Linked DNA regions of Homo sapiens: region 1 is linked to region 2. A link is a loop called in an ENCODE intact Hi-C map of the cell type or tissue named here. Cell type or tissue: natural killer cell. All regions are shown on one strand. Links, peaks and the distances in the headings refer to the core of each region. The heading gives the core; the rest is flanking DNA. Region 1 has its middle 110 kb from the start of PPP1R3A. Region 2 has its middle 180 kb from the start of TFEC.

Evidence for each region. Peaks named below come from ENCODE experiments on the same cell type or tissue, not always from the same donor. Only the 100,000 strongest peaks of a DNase experiment are listed, where the experiment ranks them.
Region 1: a loop joins it to region 2, with 20 times the contacts of the local background. A loop is called at or near these places in 23 of 110 quality-filtered maps.

The regions. Positions count from the first base shown.
Region 1 is chr7:114,024,874-114,027,801 of GRCh38, reverse strand. No RefSeq gene overlaps it. Among named protein-coding and RNA genes, the nearest start is that of PPP1R3A, 110 kb to the right of the region's middle. In natural killer cell, for the core only: a CTCF peak has its summit at 1,092 (motif pointing left); a DNase peak (open chromatin) is centred at 1,101.
Region 2 is chr7:115,850,184-115,853,111 of GRCh38, reverse strand. No RefSeq gene overlaps it. Among named protein-coding and RNA genes, the nearest start is that of TFEC, 180 kb to the left of the region's middle. In natural killer cell, for the core only: no CTCF peak of the experiment used is centred there; a DNase peak (open chromatin) is centred at 1,621.

The DNA of each region.
Region 1 (2,928 bases), core at 128-2,627, 1.8 Mb after region 2:
TTTTTGCTATTCTGTTAATTTCACTTAATTTTTCTTATAATTTTTATAATAGATGCCTATTGCTAAAATATCATTTCTATCAGTTGAAACACTGACATGACATTTTGTTTTGCTAGACCCTATCTACACAAATAAATACTATTCATAGAATTTAATTTAAGGACCCATATTTTCAAGAAAAGCTTGTATAGAGCAAAACAAGCTCTTTTCAAGCCAGAAAATGAGATTGAGTGGTAGAGTCAAGGACCTCTAACTTTTGAGTTCACCATTGTATCTAGGAACTATCTGGTAACATGCCTTAACTGCCAGGATAGGAAATGAATATGTCGTATAACTTACTTAGAAGTCCTAGGCCGTGGAGAGCTGTATAAATTAAACTGAACACCTAGAATGACTGTTGGAAGCCAGAGCTATGCACAGAGCATCTGTATAATGTGCTCTGTGTGGTTGGCATTGCTAAACAGACAAGCTGTCACATTCATTCTAGCTGAATATTCTAGGGCTCTTCCTCTGTCAACCAAGGTAGAGGACATGGCAGTAGTCAAACCTCAAGGTGACAAAAACCTAAAGTAGTGTGGTAAGCCCTGTATTAGAGGGGAATTTACAAGTGTAGGTAGGGAGAGGCATCTTTTTCCACAGCATCTATATCATAATCCAAATGCATCCTTGGACTGAGAACATCCCTATTAAAATAAAGGCATATTCTGTAATGACAGGGACCATACTCAGTAAATCTAGATCTTAACAAAATCAAAATCTCTAGATAGGGTCCTATTAAATATTTCTAAGCAAAACAAAAACAAATATTTCGAATACTGCAAGCATTTAATGGGGGAAATGAATAACATTGTGAAATTCAACAAAGAATGTTACCATCAATTTATTAACACAAAGGTTAAATGAATATATTTCAATTTATTAAAAAAGAAAAATAGTCTATTTAGGAAAAAATATTATATGTATTTCTTATTCCAAAGAAGGAAGAAATTAGTTGTTTTTAATTTTTATAAATATTTTCTTTTTAAGCAAAGAAAGAATGATAATCCTTAAATGGCAGGTGTATGGCTTTAGGAGACATTCTATGAATTATGGCTATTTGGTGCCACCTAGTGGTAAAGGGCTTTTAAAAATCAATTTGTGTTACTTCTGCTTTTAGAAAATTGGTAGTGAGAAACAACTTATAGATGGCTGAATGGCCACCTAAAAGAGATACAAATTAAGACAGAATTCATTTGATACTCCTAGACATTAACTAAAATTGGCTGTTACACTCAACACTGGAGTGACATCTGGTTTGACTGAGATAGAATGTTTTATGCCTAAAAGAGCTGATTTGAGGTTGACAGCTTTTTATTCGATTCTATTTTTATTTTTCGATTGGTTGGTTTCTAAAGTCAAGGCTATAGATATGATTGATGTAAAGTTGGAAATGATGTACTATCGCATAATTATTATAATATTATCAATATTATAAATGACATACTTGTGTCATTCTGTGGCCAGAGTGAAACTAACATATGCCTTATAGCATATGGAAGACTTAAAAGTGCCAGATATTATTTTCAGAATTCAGGATGGGCATGCCAAATTTAGTGACCATACCATTATAGCCTCCAGACCAAGCACTTATTTGTTTTTGTTTTTTTTTTTAAGAGAACCTGTTCCAGTCACAGCTGCCAGAAGGAGCAGATGCACAAACCATTGGTCTTCCCTGGGGTACAGTTCATTGAACTGTTTATCATGAATATTCATTATAAGCCAAGAATGAAGCAATACAATGGAATGTCAAAGCCATTTTCAAGTTATGGAATCCACAAAGAAAGAGAATAAGGCAATTCTTTAGAGAAGTCAGAATAGTGGGGCCATGTGTAGAGAATAACAAAGACGAGGGACCTATAATTTATGAGAGAAACGGGTAATCTTATTTTTTGACTTTCAATGCCAGTCTTCCTGTGCCCCAGCTTTTGGCTTTGTTTCTTATTCTTGGTTGTCCCTGATAATGCCTTCCAATGACTGCCTTCTTCCATGACCTGGAGGTTTTTGATTCTTTCAACCAAATGATCCCACAGTATAAAGGTATGTTTCAAATATGGTGAAATGGATTTCATCAAATGGGAATGATAGCTTTCATAAAATATTTATGAATATTGGCTTGTTACCAGGTATAGAATATTTGACTGAAATTTTAATGTTACACTGAATTTTAAATCCTGAATTTTGCTTTTGATAATATTTCTTAGATGTGTATTTTTCTCCTGTATTTCCTATTCAGCAAGTACCTATTGTTGCCTCATTAAGTATTTGTGTGGAGTGTGTAATGCACACTGCTGTTCCTGGCATGGGTTTCCAGAAGTCCTAGATTGGTTGGGTTTATGTGACTGATGGATGTAGAATTATATGCACAAGCTCATGTCTTAGAGAAACACAAAGTGAGAAAGACTTAGTCTAGTCTAGAGACATATAAGTATCACGAAGTGAAGAAGAGAGAGACTTGTAAGACTAGAGAGCAGAGAGGGAGTTAAGTCCTGCTTCTTGATAGTATGCTGGGGATGAAGAGGGGCTAGGGTGGCTAGATCTAAGGGTGGAAATGGCTGTCTTCTCTGTCCAGGCATCAGGGATCATACGAAGCCACAAAGAGTTCTCTTATCTCAATAATACCTCAAAAGGAGTAGCAAAAGGATCTGGAATGTTCTGAACCATGAGGCCGAAACAGGCAGAAAGACCTGTACTGATGGCCAAAGCCAGATGGACCCCTTTCCCTCATCCTTGATCCTGTGTAAGATCCTAGAACTATGCCATCACTCTGGAAAAATTCCAGGAAGAGCTGAGTTAAGTTTTCAAGATCTAAGCAGAATGGGGGCCAGAAACTAGAAATGAAGTTATTATACAGAACAGTAGTTATTGGGCTGTTAGGTGCATGAGCTGCAA
Region 2 (2,928 bases), core at 226-2,725:
CTTTGCTAATGGCAAGCTAAACGTAACTTAACTCCAGTTCTTCTCTGGCTTCCTCATCCATTCTTGCTCTGTGGTCTCCTATAACTAGTTATTTCTGAATGAATATTAAATAAGAATGAAGGAAGGGCAGAAAACAGTGATGTTGCCACCTTCATTCGTGAAGAATTAAGTGGATGGACAGTTTGGGGGTTTGTACAGCTCATGATTCAAGGCTTAGACAACAGAGAATTGCAAAACATCTTCCTGCTGTTTAAATTAATGGACTCCATTTCCTAAGGTTAATATACTACAGAGTATAGATGGGTGTTTCTCAACATTTCCAATGGTGATTTGTTATTCAATGTTACTTTTCAATGTTATGAACTTTTGTTGTTTTCTGTTCTTCCTGGGCATTTGGGTATAGGGCTGGAATGGGCTGTATTGGGGAATGCTAGTCAAATGCCATTTTATGCTAGCAATCTCTTCAAAGATGATCAGAAAGAAACTCAGAGGTAAGAGGAAAAGGAGAGCAATAGAGATGTATGTACTGATTCTGCACCTCCTGTGAAATCCTTCTTGAATGATACATATTTTAAGGTGTAATTTATATGTTTGTGAAAATTCAAAGTTAATGAAGAACATAAAATACAAGTCAATGCTTACATGTTTGACTATGTCTTGGTCACAGATTTTTTTAAAAGGGCCTCCACAATCCTACTTAAGATGCTCTGAATCACTAGTCTATTTTAAAATGTCCTCCACATTTTCCTTAACATTTTTATAAGCAATTTTCATTGTCTTTATTAGTTCCTCCTTATTTAAATTTTTCTTCTTCATTCTTTCTTAAAGACATTTTAAAATGAGCTCAATATATCAGCCTTCTTAGTGCAATAATTAATTCTTTGCTTCCTCTCATTTATTAGTTACCCTATTTTTTCTTCTGTTTCTGTCTTCCCCCGATACATCGGTTCTACACTTTTAAATTCTTCTTATAACAGATCGAGTCAGAGTTTTTTTAATTTTTTACTTATATTTTATTGGTTTTGTTCTTCTATTTATAAATATACTTTCTGTTGGGAGGGGGTTGAGTGAAAATATATGGTAAAATTGACTATTATGCTCTAAGTTGGGTTATTTTTTCTATTACTTTTCACAATGTTTAATGCTTACTATTAAAAAGGTGGTTCTTCTATTCCCTTTATTCTGTGACTTTTCTCAGGGACCTCCATGATGCCTCAGGACACCAATTAACCCTATCTATAACTACAGTAAAAAGAATCATTGATATATTAAGACAGGTTGAGGATCAATTAAAGATGGTGATTTTTTAAAAGTAAGACTGTCCCTTCATTCCCACTGCAATACACAACTTTGTGTTCGATCTTTACCTTTTAGGGCCTTAATTTTATCTTAGAAGAAGACATAATTTAATATTAGAAGAAAAGACAAATATGTTTTTAAGTATGCATAGTAATACAAATAAATGGTAAAATACTGTGAAATGGAGGTTTATGTCGGATCTTCTGATCCTTTTATATAAGCTTATGCATTCATGTTTTGCAAATAGCTCTTTCAATCAGATAAAATTTGTTCTTGTGAATGAAATCACTAATTCTTAAGAAATCTGATTAACACAAGGGGGCAGCATGGTATAGTAGAAAGAGCACTGGGCTTAAGAGTCAAGAGCCTGAGTTCTAGTCTCATCTATTGACAGATGGAAAGGGAGTAACCACTTGAATATTTTCTAGGGGGTACTTGAGGAGGAGCTTTTTCTCTTCATCTCTAAAATTAGGGGTACTGACTATATAATCTAAAGGATTCCTTCAAACTCTAAGCATCTATGCCGAATTTGCCTTTTTTTAATAAATAGTTTTTACAAAGGTAGAAGAGAATTAAAGCAAAGTCCAAATTCGCAGTGGTAAGATTTAAATTAAATGAACATGTTTTCATCTTTATAATGCATGAGGGGGTAGAGCGAGCTCCTTCCTGCCACCCCTGCCCCCACCCCCAAGAGGGAATATTGAACATTGTAGCAGTTGAGCTGACTCTGAGTCAAGGAGGGCTCAGTGAAATGGTCACAACAACTGCAAATTTGAGGTGACTATAAAAACTCTAAAAAAGCTTTGCCTCAGCTATGGCTTAGTTGTATGTTATGCTGACAGGGCAATTGTGAACTCTTCATTCTCCAAGAGGCTAGCAAGCTGTTGGTAAGGGACATAGGGAACTGTCAAAAAGAGAAACCCATGGGAGATCCCATCATTGTTCATCAGCACAGTCAACTGAAGTCACTGTTGGTGCTGATACAAAGTTATAAAAGCCACTGGCGGGAACCAGCGATGAGAAATTCTTTGGGGAACTCTCTTTCATTGGTATTTTTAGATTGAGTTGTGTACTATGGAGGACCTTTCAAAGTTTCTGGTCTGTTCTACCAGTCCAATATATCCCTTTCATGTGGTGAGTAATTTGCTGAGAGAAGTAATTTTATTTGGATTCTAACCTAAAGTTGGTGATCATATTGTCTGCCACATGAACTTACACTACTGATGGTTACTGATTTGATCAGGAGTTAACCATCAACTCAATGAGAGTCAATCCATGAAACAGCTAGGAACTTATGAGGTGGTTTGGAATTGAGTTATTCCCAAGAAGAAAGATCATTAATTGGCCAAAATCAATAAAAGTCTACTTCTTTGTAATTTGAACTAGAGATATGGAGAAAATATCAACATGTTGGTAGCAGAAACATAAGCTAAAAGACCATAGAGAAAAGGCAACATGTAATTGCTAGAAGGGAGAAAATGGCATAATTAAGGATAAATTCTAAATTAGTATATGCTGTGAAGTAGAAAAACATCATCACACAGTAAAAGTAATGTTTTTAGTTGGCAGGTGCAGAAGAAAAACATACAGATCAACTGAGAGACCACATGAGAAAAAATCATTAATTAC